2 separate regions of the Homo sapiens genome follow, and region 1 is linked to region 2. Evidence: chromatin contacts called from ENCODE Hi-C or POLR2A ChIA-PET data. All regions are on one chromosome and are shown on one strand. Each heading gives the region's core, a stretch centred on a gene start or an enhancer-like site at or near the end of the contact. The rest is flanking DNA. Distances are from core to core; before and after follow the strand shown. Region 1 overlaps RHBDD1 (rhomboid domain containing 1). Region 2 has its middle 180 kb from the start of MIR5702.

Evidence for each region. A loop is a pair of places that touch in the nucleus more often than their neighbours do. ChIA-PET counts read pairs that join two places held with the same protein, here RNA polymerase II (POLR2A). Pooled maps may share reads with other maps.
Region 1: a loop to region 2 is called in a map of IMR-90, with 6 times the contacts of the local background. The contact joins two enhancer-like sites. A Hi-C loop is called at or near these places in 1 of 168 maps with a recorded cell type or tissue (IMR-90) and 8 of 50 pooled maps. POLR2A ChIA-PET finds 5 or more read pairs at or near these places in 1 of 52 experiments (Panc1).

Annotation. Positions count from the first base shown.
Region 1 is chr2:226,982,944-226,990,483 of GRCh38, forward strand. All of the region lies in intron 8 of RHBDD1 (rhomboid domain containing 1), which reads left to right. It also overlaps a transcript of COL4A4 not described here. Among named protein-coding and RNA genes, the nearest start is that of RHBDD1, 150 kb to the left of the region's middle. Within about 2 kb of position 2,573, at least 5 of the 41 ENCODE cell types and tissues checked have a DNase peak (open chromatin) inside an H3K27ac peak, as active enhancers do.
Region 2 is chr2:226,474,393-226,481,418 of GRCh38, forward strand. No RefSeq gene overlaps it. Among named protein-coding and RNA genes, the nearest start is that of MIR5702, 180 kb to the right of the region's middle. RefSeq lists an enhancer at 3,533-4,083 and a silencer at 3,721-4,015. Within about 2 kb of position 4,084, at least 15 of the 41 ENCODE cell types and tissues checked have a DNase peak (open chromatin) inside an H3K27ac peak, as active enhancers do.

The sequences.
Region 1 (7,540 bases), core at 1,323-3,822, 510 kb after region 2:
TGCACTTTTATCTTTTAAAATCTACATCATCCAAGGTTGAGCATAGCATAACCTAGGAAACTACCAGTCTTTGACTCATAGTAAATGTCACCAGAAACCTACTTGTACTAAACCAAATGCCATGCTAGTGCAAATGGTCAAAGGCAAACATAACCACAGAACACACTATGGCATTCCTGTGATCAGAGTTTCTCAAAGTGGGGCATGTGGGCATCCAGCTCACTTGAGGTGCATGTTAAAAAATGCACATTTCTGGGTCCCCCAACAGACATTGATCTGGAATCTTCCATTAGAACCCTAGAATCTGCCTCTCACCAAGCTCCCCGACGTGGATTTGAGAATCACTGTTCTAAATCCAGCATCTAGTATTTAGCCCTTCGAAGCATGCTGTGTTTTCTGCGGGAATGTGGCACGGAAGTATTGGGTAGCTGTGGGACCTGGGGCCAGTTATGTGGTTCACTTTATTTGCTGCTAGTCAGTCAGGCCACCTAGCCTAGGGGCCAGCCACCTCAATCCATTTCTTTTCCCAGGCCCAACAGCCTTGTTTTACAAGACACATGGTTATCTGCAGTAGTTGTCCAGGGTGACCTAAACTTGACCACTCGGGGATGGTTGTTCTCAGCAGAAGTTGCCAACTTTTTGTCCCTTTTCAAAGTTCTTTTCCCACTGGCTTGTCTTTTTTTTTCCTTATTCCTTGAATGCTTGGGATGATGTTTACTTGTACTTTTTTTCACGTGCAAAGGTTAAGGAGTGTTTTAAGAAGATTGAGGTTTCTGAGGGAAATGTTGGCTAATTTCAAATGGTCTTTGATTTCAAAAGTCAATGAAAACATTCCCTTGATCCTTGGTTTGAAGGACTGGAAATTGGGCCATCTCTCTGGTTTGAAACTCAAGTGGAAGGGAGTGAGAAAAAAATAAAACAGGTCTAAATATTATCAAAAATGCTTCTTTATACCTTTAGCTGAACAGAAGATTTGAGAGCCTGGGCAAAACGCAATGGTGTGGGGGATCTTGTTATTTGTGAATGGAGGAACTGTCCCTGCTCGTATAGGAGGGTGAGCCATGCAGCTGGCATTGTGTCCCTTGGAGGGAGGGAGCTGCTGTCTCCGGCAATTATGAAGCCACCACTTAGGACAGAGTCCCAAGAAAGATGTGCTTTCTTCTCCACCAGAAAGCACATCTGTTCACCGCTCTGATCACTGGGGGTCTGCCCAGCAGCTGTGACAGCCAGCACCTGCTGAACTACCAGTTGCCAAGCTGCCAACTTCAAAGATGCTGTCTTAGTCAGTTTAGGCCACCTTAACAAAATACTACCATGGACCCGGTGGCTTAAACAACAGAAATTTATTTCTCACGGTTCTGGAGGCTAGAAGTTCCAGGTACTAATATGATCAGGTTATAGTGGGGTCCCTCTTCCTGGATTATAGATGGCTGCCTTCTCACTGTGACCTCACATTGGCAGAGAGTGCAAGCTCTGGCCTCTTCATTCCCTGATAAGTTTACCAATGCCATCACGGGGGCTCCACCCTCATGTCCTCATGTAAACCTAATTACCTCCCAAAGGCCCCACCTCCACATGCCATCACATTGAGGGTTTGGACTTCAACGTATGGATTTTGAGGGAACACAAATATTGAGTCCATGACAGCCTTCGTGACCTCTCTGAGCCTAGGCGGACCAGGCAGAACAGCAACAGCTAACGCCCTGGGGTCGTAGGCTAAGGAATTAGAAATATTCTCCTGAAAGGAACCACTGGTGCTGGAGACTTTTGCAGATTCCTAGAACTCATGGAATACTCAATTTATAAGCCCTGGTCTTGTACATTCACTCAGTGCTAGGCCAGAGAAACCCCCAAGTCAAACCAAGTTCTGAGTGTCCTTAGACAGCAGTGTGCACTCTGAACCAGGCATCAGGCACAGTCAGAATGAGAGCTAGATGGGCCTTTTATCTCACTTCCGCCCTTCTGATGCTCTCCTGGGGGTTGGGGTGGGGGAGGGGGAGGAGGGGCAGAAGCAAAGAGGAGGATTGGGGGCAAGTACAAGTGGGGGGTTTGAGTGAAAATGTGAGCCAGTAACCAGTACCACCTGATTAGGCCTAACATAGATCATTTTGAGTATTACTGCATCCAGGATTGATTGTCTTATTACCATAGATTATGTCTGTTTATCTCCTCTGATTTGGAGTTAGCATATTTAGGAGGCTCCGGATCATTCCTGCAAAGCACTCACTAACACGAGGCAGCATGCACAATAGCAGGAGGAAATTCAGGATTAGAACTGGTTAAACTATCTACATTCATATCCATATCTGTATCTATATCTCTCCCAGTGCCTTGTCAGTCTCCTCTGCTCTGGAAGAATTCTGATATGACATAGAAACTGCTAGATGCTGGCAAATAACTCCTGGGTTTCGGGCCATCTAGACAATAAACAACTCCATAATATTCAATGCAGCAGCCTCTGTAGCGCCCATCTGTTTCAAAATAACCCTAATTCTGCTTACGATGCGGAATGCTTTGTTGACTGGAATTTGTCCTAGTTTTCTTCAGCAGATTTAATGTCATAGGCCTCTGGTTCCACCTGCTGGCAGATATAAATACCAGAATGAAACTCGGGTGGATATGTTCAGTTGCAAGAAAAATCCGAGCTGTAGCTCAATGGTTCTCAAAGGCTGATGTACATCGGAGTCACCCGGGAGCTCATTAAAACTACAGCGGCCTGGGCTCTGTGGGAAGCCCACCCAATCAGCAACTATTTCTTAAACAGCCCTCCTGGTGATTCACACACCCACACCAACGTTAGCAGACCCCACTTCACCTGGAATGAGGGGTGCAGAACCCAGCAAGGTTAGGGATGATTCCAGACCACTATATCCTACTCATGCCCAAGAGTGACAAAGCCACCTTGAGATGCCCACTCCTACCTCTTCCAGTTTATCCAGGTAACTCTTAGTGGCAAAGGCCAAAGCTTTATTCCCTTGGAACTCATTTTAAAAAGAAAAAGTTCAAAGTGGAGAAAACTGATGAAAGCACTACTTATCTAAGTGGTCAAGGTTAATGTCACCAGTGATAAGTCATGTTGACAGCACGTTGATATGTGATGAGGGCATTTCACCTCTATGGTATTCTTCACCAAAACCCATAACCCCAGTCTAACCATGAGGACAAATAGCAGACAAACCAGACCGAATGAAATTCTTCACGATATCTGTCTGCTACCACTCAAGACTGTCAAGGTCATGGGGGTCAAGAAAGGACTCAGAAAGAGCCACAGACCAAAAGAGACTAAGGAGACTTGGTAACAAAATGTACTGTGGTCTCCAGGATTGGACCCCGAACAGAAAAAGGAAATTAGTGAAAAAAACTGGTGAGATCTAAATGTCTGGAATTTAGTTCAGAGGAATGTATCAATGTTGGTTTCTTAGTTTCGACAAATGTACTGTAAGATGTTAACATTTAGGGAATAGACTTGTCTGCAGTATCTTTGCAACTTTTACGTAAATTTAAAATTATTCCAAAATAAAAAGTTTATTAAAAAAATTTACAAGAAAAAAATAACCCCATCAAAAAGCAGGTAAAGGATATGAACAGATGCTTCTCAAAAGAAGACATTTATGTGGCCAAGAAGCATATGAAAAAAAGCTCATCATCACTGGTCATTAGAGAAATGCAAATCAAAACCACAATGAGATACCATCTCATGCCAGTTAGAATAGCGATCACTAAAAAGTCAGGAAACAACAGATGCTGGAGAGGATGTGGAAAATGGGAATGCTTGTACACTGTTGGTGGGAGTGTAAATTAGTTCAACCATTGTGGAAGATAGTGTGGCGATTCCTCAAGGATCTAGAACTGGAAATACCATTTGACTCAGCAATCCATTACTGGGTATATACCCAAAGGACTATAAATCATTCTGCTATAAAGACACATGCACGTGTGTGCTTATTGTAGCACTATTCATAATAGCAGACTTGGGGCCAACCCAAATGCCCATCAGTGATCGACTGGATAAAGAAAATGTGGCACATGTACACCATGGAATACTATGCAGCCATAAAAAAGAATGAGTTCATGTCCTTTGCAGGGACATGGATGAAGCTGGAAACCATCATTCTCAGCACAGTAACACAGGAACAGAAAACCAAACACCGCATGTTCTCGCTCATAAGTGGGAGTTGAACAATGAGAACACATGGACACAGAGAGGGGAACATCACAGACCAGGGCCTGTTGGGGGCTGGGGGCAAGGGGAGGCATAGCATTAGGACAAATACCCAATGCATCTGGGGCTTATAACGAGATGACAGGTTGATGGGTGCAGCAAACCACCATGGCACACATATACCTATGTAACAAACCTGCATGTTCTGCACACGTATCCCAGAACTTAAAGTATAAAAAAAAAAAATTGGGATGGGAGGACGGCACTGAAGAGAGACAAAATGTGTTGGAGGACATTGCCAAGGAGCATAGCATGGCTGCTTCTGTGCCCAGCTGCCAAAAGTCATGAGCAGCTAGCTGGTAGGACAGGCAACAGTCTCCAGAGAAGCTGCTCAGGCAGCTGGCCAATGAGGCAGGTTGCTGGTGTGACACATTTGCACTCTCCCATCTCTCCACCACCTGACGCCTGTGTCTCACTGGGAACAAAACAATCATGGACACTCGAACCTCTGTGTGGGAGTCAGAGGTCCAGGCCCCCCTCTGGGTACAGATGAGGGGCCTGAGGCCCAGGGAGGGAAGTGACCTGTGCCAGATCGTGGTGGACCCCAGATATGAACCCACATCTGGTTGAAGTGAATTCATTTGCCACAGCATTTCTCAGTGACTTGATATATTATCTGCAACAGAGTCATCTGGGTGCTCGTTAAAATGAAGTTCCTGGGCTCCAACCACCACTTACTGCATCAGAATCTGTGGTGAGGGGGTGGAGGGGATCCAATAATCTGCATTTTGAACAGGTTCTTCATTTCTGTGCACACTTCAGATTAAGGACCACTGCAGCAAACTGGGCAATGGTTGCTGTTTGATGGAAACTTCTGTGCATAGGGCCAGGGCTGCTAAAAAGCTGAGAATGGGAGAATCCAGCTGCCACCATTCTCTTAGGATGAAAGTCATAGCAGGTGGCAAGCAGCAGGGCCAGGACCCAGTGTGTTTCAGGAGGAGGCAATATTTTATTCTATTTTGAGCTCAGTGTATTATCATTTAAACACTCTTGCCCTCACTACTCTTTTCTTTTTAAAATAATGTAATTAAAACTTACCCAAAGACAGTCTCAAGATCAAGAAGCAAGAGGTTGGGAGTAGGACTCATATCAGGGCCCTGAGGAGGCCACTGTAAGTCTCTTCCCCTGTCCTTCCCTTCCACTGTGCCCCACCTGAACATCTGCAGGAAAACCAGGTCATAAAGAGACAATGGCAAGTCTCCTGGACCCCAAGATAAAGGTCAGAACAGACAAAGGACCCAGATGCCTGGGAAGCCTGAAGCAGGCCGCAGTTTGGACCTAAGGAATCCTTTGAGGCTGCAGGGTCCCTGTAGTGGAGTTGAGCAAAGACTCAGGCCTTGCGAGGTGGATAGCAGCTGCCCGCACTGTGCCAGGCTGGCCCTCTCTGCGGACTGGTGTGGAATCTGCATCAGAAACATCAGAAGAGGCCGGGGGCTCCAGCTGCCCCTCCGAGCAGACACATTGGCCCTGGAGCTTCTGAGAGGAAGGTAGGATTTTAATATTCCGAAGGGTTTTCATACTTTTTCTATCATTTTACAGACCTCATATACATAGATATAGATATATTAAGAGATAGAACGAGCATAGAGAATTATTCCTGTAAGAAGTTACAAACTGTTCTCTATTTTAGAAAATACTTGAGAGTTAACTACCAAGGCTGACTTTTGCAGCTAGACCTATCTATTGCCAAACCTTACTCCTTGTCAAAGGAGATCCTAATTCTAGATGCATCCAGTTATCCAAAATAAAGCCTTACTATTTGCAGTGAGCCTTATTTAAGGCAGAAGATGCATTGTTTCTGCTGTCTTTTAAACAGACCCTGTCTCCAAGTCGTAATTGAGGCAATAATACATTCTGGAGGTTTACACATGCTGATGTAGGGGCTGAGGAAGACAACTGGAACATCTCATGTCTGAAGGAGAATAGGCGGGGATCTAGGTTTGAGTTCCTGACTCAGCCACTGACCAGCTATTTGGCTTTGCCAAGTTGCTTAAAATCTTTAAGCCTCAATTCCTCACCTGTAAAATAGACAAAGAAATTCTACTTGGAGGGATAAGTAGGATAGAAACCACTTATAACAATGTGGATAAATCTCACAAGCATAATGTAAATTGAAGCCACTCACAAGGCATACATATTGTATGGATCCACTTATGGACAAAAATAGGGGAAAAATCTATAGTTAGAAATCAGGATCATGGGTACTGTTGGGTAACGGGGTATAGTAACTGGAAGGGGGCTTGTGGTGGCTTATAAGTGCAGGAAATATTGTGGTATTTTCAGAAATATCCTCATATCTTGATCTGGATATTGGTCTCACATGTCCAGTTTGTGAAAATGAATCAAGTTATACACTTCAAGGTGTAGGGGTAGGGGAGCAGTAAACAGAGTGAGCATGTAGCAATTGTCCCACAAATATTCTTTGTCTCTTTGACTTTTCTTTCTTTTTTTGGGAGGTGGGGGAATTCTAGAAGTCTGACCATATCTTGTCTATATTGCAGGAAACACTGACCTGACATAGTGGACCTGATGTTATAGCTTACTCGATTGTTAACTGGATTATGGCCTGTTGATTTTAAGTCATTTTTGTTCATTAAGGGTCTCCAAAATTAACCAACTGGAGGGGAGAGAAAAGTACAACAGGTAAAGTGGTAAACTAGGGGCTGAGTTGATCTCTATTTCACAATGCAGGGTGCTGACCACTGTAAATCACAGAGATCTCCATTTCAAGGCTTCTTGTTTTGAGATTCCAGATATTATTTCAGCATTAGGGAATCTCCACTGTTGCAGTCTTGATTGATTGAAGGATAGAAATGCGAATGTTTTCTCTCTAAAGTCACATCTAAATATTACCTTTCTCGTAAACCAAAACTGAAATTTCCATTTGTATGAAAGTTATACCATTTTAAGTTAATTTCACACTATTTATAAAGAGAGAATATTATAATTAGTGACTCAAAAAGTAAAGTGTGGTTACTGTCTTTAAGCATCTCCCCTTTTCATGTCTTGCTAAATTGTTAGACCTGGGGTCCCTTCAGGCCTTTTTGGTCTTTGACGGTAAATGACTTAACAACCATCCTTTCAGGGGAGGCATTTTGGGAGCTTTGCAGTTCATGGAATGCTAATAAAGTAACATTCTTGAAAGAGAGAACATGGGTCGCATGCTGCTGCCCTCATCTGACAATAGAAATCCCAGAGAACACTGGTGATTTATTTAGAGGTTTCCTGGTTTAGAAAAAAAGTGATTGCCTCTTTAGCTCCCTAATTTAAGGGAGAGATACTATGCTATCCTGCGACTCCAGTATAACTTCACTGCAT
Region 2 (7,026 bases), core at 2,834-5,333:
AAAACAACATTCCAGACCTTCTTCCTAAGCTCCAGAATTGTGTATCCAACTTCCTGCATGGCTGCACACCACTTGGCTGAATCACCAATAGTCTTCAGTCCCATTTCTGCCCCTGCTCACAATTCTTCTCAAGAAGTCCCTCCTCTATAAATGGTATCTCTATTTTCCCACTTGCTCATGGCAAGACTCAGATTTATCCTAGGTATATTTCTATCCCTTGTGTAACCCATGGAATCCATTTCCTATTCCTATAAAATCTGTGTCAAAAAATGCCTTTCGGTTCCATTTACTACTCTGCAATTTTACAGTAACTTTGCAGTTCAAACCATCATGATCATCTTCCATTGAACAATTTCAAAAGTGTTCTAATTGGTTTCCACTCCTACTCTGTTCCTCACTAAACTATTCTCCCAAAACTGAAAACATGATTTTTTTAATGCAAATAAGATTTTTGAGGTAGACACCAAGGTGCACCACTCAGATCCCCCTTCAATAAAGACTTGTTGTCCATGGGCTGAGAGTGTTGCCAGCCCCTTCAGGGTTGTTGCAGCTGCAAAGAACTGCCTTGACCCAGGAGGTCACACTCCATCCTGGGGAGGCCCTCATCCAGTGATTGGTCAATGTGAAGGTATAAAAGCCCAATCATCTCAACCCAACTGGGGACCCCCCTGGAGAACCATTATAGTTCCACTGCTCCTCATGGGGTCAACCAAGGCTGTCACTGGGCCCAAACCCCAGTGCCCCTTATCTCTCTGCCCAATCCTTCTTCCTTCTCCTGCTTCCACATGTGTTAATCCAAGACTAGTCCTTCTAGTGAACATCCTTCTCACCAGACTCTGGCTCAAATTGCATCCTCGGGAACGCTATCTACAAGACTTTTGAAACCATGTGATGGGTTCATTTGGATCCTACTGATCCAGACACATTCCTCCCTTCCACTCTCTTGCCCTATTCTGCTGCATGTTTGTTTTCAAATATACCAAATTCCTGCAGTTCTCAGAATTATTGTGTTTGGTGGATCCAAAATAAGGTTTCAACCCTATGATGGCATCCAAACTTCTGTAGACTATGGTATAGAGACCACTCATAGATAACACATTTTTTCACTTTACATCCTTCTTAGAGGAATGGCTCTTAGGTGTACATTCTCTATAGCACCTGGCACAGAGCTTTGCTCACAAAAGATACTCAATAAATAAATAAAATGTGTGTGGATTAGGTTACTTGGCAGCAAATACTCTGTTGCAGGACCAAATCGCTGTCAACAAGGGCATGCTCAAAACAGCTCTTCTACTAGAACCAAAGCAAAACTCCAGAGACACGAGAGACAATTGACATATAAAATTTACAAATGTCTTCTATGGTTGAGATCAGAAATTCTTTCAAGGAAAACTAAAGCACAACCTCAGCAGTGACTCATACTCAAGGTATTTAAGGAAGTAGCAAGAAGTACATTGGGCTGTCTTTTCAACTCCAATTTATCACATCTCAGAATCTCCCCTTTACGAAAGATTTATTCTTGAACAATTCCATACTAAATCTTTCCTCTTCTCCTGTTGAATCTTTATGCAAGTAGAGTCAAAGACAAAGAATTCCTTTTTCCACCTATTCATAGAATATCCTTTCTAATCCCAAGGCCCCTTACTTAATGCCATTTTTCTATCCATTCAGGATCCCTATGAACAAACTCCTATGATTCCAGTTTGTGTGTAAGTACACATAGTTAATTATGATGGACTATACATTCCTGAAGCTAACTGTGGCCACTTTAAGAAGAACCTCCTTCCAAAAACAAACAAACAAACAAAAAAAACAAAAAAAAAAAAAAGAAGAAGAACCTCCTTCTTAAAAGGCCCTTGGAAAGTAAGTATAGTGATTTAAATAACTAGCTGGGTGTGGTGGTTCACACCTGTAATCCCAGCATTTTGGGAGGCTGAAGTGGGAGAATTGCTAGAGCCTAGGAGTTCAAGACCAGCCTGGGCAACATAGGGAGACCCCATCTCTACAATAAATGAAAAATTAGCCAGGTGCGGTGGCACGTGGCTGTGTTCCCCGCTACTCAGGCAGCTGAAGTGGAAGGATCACTAGAGCCCAGGAGTTTGAGACCAACCTGGGCAACATAGGGAGACACCATCTCTACGAAAAATAAATTAACCAGGTGTGGTGGCATGCACCTGTGCTCCCAGCTACTTGGAAGGCTAAGGTGGGAGGACGGCTTAAGCCTAGGAATTTGAGGCTGCAGTGAGCTGTGATTGCACCACTGCACTCCAGCCTGGGAAACAGAGCAAGACCCTGTCTCAATAAATAAATAAAATAATTAACTAAAAATTTCAGAAAAAATAAATAATCCATTTGCTCCCAAAAGATCTCCAAGAGAATACTACCATGACCATACAGGCAGGATAATTTATCCTTGATCATGAGTAATACATTTGTCTTTGCATTTTTGTATTGGTAGATAAACAGCTCATATTATGAAAAATCATTATGAAACAGCTCTTAAAGACATAAGGAAGAGGAACATGGATAAAAAAACAGGTAGTAGAAGTTGGTGGGAGAAAAGGGATAACAGATCACCCTTAAACAAGCCAGAAACTTAATTATCACCTTTAGTTAAATCCAAACACCCAGTCTCCTGTTTCAAGGAGACCAACTCACAGAATATTTTTCATGACTAACCTTATGTTTGCAACTGAAGATTAAAAACTAAATATTATTTGACAAGTTTTTATATGACGACATAAAGAGTGGCTAGTGCCCGCTGTTGACTCAGACATTTCTGCCAACCTCTTTTGCCTGCCAAAATATAGCTTCAATAAGCACACATAAATTTTATTTTTAATAAATAACCACAAAATAGTTTCATAAACATACTAAACTGTGGATAATTGTAGCTCACAATGAGTATGTGTTACAGTTTCGGTAAATAGAAGTTACACAGTCTGAAGCTGGCACACGCTAACCCCATCGTATGGATTGATGTCAAACCAGCTCACGCTGGAACACCCTGGTGATTTTCTTGGTAAGCGGCCTATGTGCTAACTACTTGGGCTCCTGCCTTCTTCCAGCAGTCCTCCTGTTAGTCTACGCAGACATTAGGTTTCAGAGTCCTGAGAATTTAAAAGGATAGCTGAGGTCTCTGCTTGGTGTCCCAAAGGGTCTTTGCGGTAAGAAAAGTTCCTTATGCCCTGACCAACATGTAGACACCTATAATACTTTAAAATGAATAAATAAAGGGCATTTGGGGAAATAAATACTGATGTGATGAGAAGGAACCAGTGAGAATAAACTGTTCTTTCTAACTAACTTTTCTTGGAATTTACATGTTCCTTTTACTCAAAAGATCCTTTTGGAAGAGTGTATTGCCTTTTCCTCTGTTGGCAGACATTTCTTTCTCTTTTTTTATTTTTTTATTCCTTGAAAAAAGCAGCTTATTGAAAGCTTAATGAGTTTTTCTTTTCTGTGTTAGAAATCAGGTTTATTTTTAAGCTTCTTTGACCACACATGTGCTTTGATGAACTTCCCTCCCATTCGTGGAAAAGAGCTCTAGGTTCCTAACACTTCCAGCTCCAATTCTCCACATTCTCCTTCACTTCACATCGACCCCTGGGAAACTTAGAGTGAGAAAAAGTCAAAGGGGGAATTTTTTTTTTTTTTTTGTAATGTACTGAGCTTCCTTTTGAAGACGAGGAAAGAGAGTTTTATCTTCAGTAAAAACAGGCCCTTTTGTGGAAAGGAGACGTGATGACTGATCAAACAGCATTCAGCATTCCAGGGATGCCAAGATATCGCTGGGTTAAATGGTGGAGATGACCCAAAGACCCTGCGCTGTTTGAAAATAAATAAAATTACTCCGGCAACATATTCCGCATTCCTGTTTGTACTCGGCAATCTACATGCTTTAGATTCTGCCTGTGGTTACCTTCACTCAGGTCTTAGCTCACAGTTGAATTTATTCAGTCAGAATTTACTGCAAACTTCCTTATGGGATGCATGAAACTGGGCCCTAGGATGGATGGGGCAGTGTGCATGGTAAGGAGGCAGGATAGAGCAAGAGGGTGGCCCTGACACCAGGAAGTGCTCAGCCTGAGGCCTTGGAATATTGCAGAGCCATGGATTAAGGGCCTCATGGGCACAGGGAGAGAGTGACTCACTCTGCTGGAGGTTGACCTCCATCAGGAGGAATGCCTCGTGGTGTTTTGTGACCTATGAAACATTGGCAGCCTGCAGTGCTGCCGCACAATTCTGTTATGTTTTTCAGCACTGCCAAGGGTAGATTTCTCATCTTAACCTCAGTCCTCCTCCAGTCTGCATCCTTTATAATCCTACACAACCCCCAGCAATGGTTCTCTAAGCACACCCTCCCTGACTCCAGTTAACCATTTTTTCTATCCTCACCCCAAATTAAATTCAACTCTCTTTGTGTATTTCTTGTTAAACAGCTATGTGTAGAAAGCTATGCAGGACACAGAGGTGCAAGATCTTGTGCATCAAAAAGCTTATCACCCAGTAGGAGAGTTAAACACGTAAAAATTTAAGTGGAAAAAAAATGTAATAGAACTGCAAGTGCTGTGAGCACTTAGACAAGGTAGTGACACACTTTGGTTCAGCGAGATTGTGAAGTTTTCACAAAGGTTCTGGCACATAAACTGAACCAAGATGCATGGACACGTTTCCTAGAGCTCCAAGGAACAGCATGAGCAAAAGACTAAAGTTATGTGGGTAGGCAGCCAAGGGTGTTTGAATTTGAGTGTGGCCAGGGCATAGGATAGTCAGAGAAACAGAAAAAGAGCTGAAAGGGTTGGTTCGGGCCAGATCAAATCCAAATCAAGGTAAGTAAAAGTTACTCTGTGAGTAATGGGGAAGAGTTGAAGTTTTCCTAGGAAAAAAATAACTTCCATTGCCCTGTGGTTAAGAATGCTAACCCTGGTCCTGGCTAACACGGTGAAACCCCGTCTCTACTAAAATTACAAAAAATTAGCCAGGCGTGGTGGCGGGTGCCTGTAGTCCCAGCTACCCGGGAGGCTGAGGCAGGAGGATGGCGTGAACCCGCGAGGCGGAGCTTGCAGTGAGCCGAGATCGTGCCTCTGCACTCCAGCCTGGGCAACAGAGCCAGACTCCGTCTCAAAAAAAAAAAAAAAAAAAAAAAAAAAAAAAAAAAAAAAAAAAAAAAAAGAATGCTAACGCTGGAAGCAGTGAGAAGGATTGATTAGACAGGATCAAGGCAGGAGCTGGAATGGACCCATGTAAAGGACCCAATAAGAGTGAGCATAGAAGACTTTTAGATAAGAAGCCCTGTAGAGGCTGAAATAAACGTTTTCCTAACATGGACAAGCAAGGCTCCACCGTCCTTCCACTTTTCCTTTTTTAGCAATCAAGCAAGCAACCAAAGACATCAGATGTTAATAAAATGAAATGGCTATAGACAGCACTGTACAGAACCAATAGAACCTTCCACAGTAATGGATACTAGGCACTTGATGTGGAATCACTCTGACTAAAGAACTGAATTTTTCATTTTGTTTAATTTTAATTACTTTTAGTTGGCATAGCCCTATGTGGCTAATCCTACTTTATGGGACCGTGTAGCTCTAAAGAATAAAATTATATTGACTGAACCAGAGATTCAAAGCATTTTGGAAAAATTTACATTATTCTTCTACCGGCCATCAGACTTCAGTGGTGTTGCTGGATTTAGAAGATGGTGTCTACCTATCAAAAGCCCCATGTTTACATATAAGAAGATGCAGTGCCTGTATTTAGCTCAGGCATGAAAAAACTTCAAAACATTTTCACTTTCAAAAGGGATCCCTTTGAGTTGTCCAGAAGGGCCATCTTATCTCCCTTCTACTCAGGATAGCCTATCAGTGGGCAGTAAGATCATGGAGGTCAGGAAGAGGGTGACTAGTTCTCTCTGACTTCAGAGAGGAGGACCTGTCCTCGACTATCTATTTTCCAATGAAAGTTTCCCAATAAGTCATTGCCCCATTATAACCTAAGCACAGCAGAATGGCCATGGTATGTCATTAAGTGTTTTTGTAAGTTGATTTGTGGTGTTAACTTTCTGGATCATAGAAATGGTTTTCCTCAGTATTTTTTCTTCTGTAGGTTTGGAGTCAAGAATTATAATCAGTTGCTAAGACTTTGAATTCTCCAGGTAGTTATTTCAAGAACATCCTTTTGCATGTTTCTTGGAAACTGATTCCTTGTTGTGTGAATTCAAATACATTATATGTGGTGGCTACTGGCCAGCTCTCAGGGCACCTGAACTTTTTGGCACTTCACTCCTTATATTCCATTATGGAATATGGTAAAATCTCTTATGCACTAAGTAAAACCAGGATTAGATAACTTTTTACTTGCTTATCTCTCCAACAAAATATATAAGAGGAGCACTGGAAGAAATTTAGCAATTAGAGACTATTAAAATAACATTTAATTTACACATTGATTATTTCTAGTAGAACAAGTGTTTTGAAGATGGCTACAATAATATGAATCTTTGATAACCTTTAAAACAGAACAGATTGCTCTGAAACCAGATGAAATAAATAGATCTTCCTAAAGCCAAAAGGAGAAATAATGCTTTTCAAACTGTGGGCCACAACCAGCTGGGTTATGAAATCAATTTGGTGGGTCAGACCAAATTTTAAAACTAGAACAGAATAGAAAATATCAGTGTACCTCACACATATTAAAGGTAGAAAATGCTGTATTATAAAACTATCAGTTGCGTTTGTGTCAGTGTGTTCTAAGTTGTGATGTAAAATAAGTATTTTTTACAGAGTGTTACTTTACCAAGAGCTTAAAAGTCACTGATTACCAAATGAGAGGACCTGAAGTTTCTTGCTGTTGTTCTAGGTAACAAATTGTTTGTTTTTTCATTGTTCTAGGTAACAAATACTTATCAAACATCTGTTCTATGCCTGATATTGAATTCAGTTATAAGGTGAATACATGGCTACTTCCTTCAAATAATGTATCATCTAACAACATATAGATACAAATAATTATAACACAATGAGC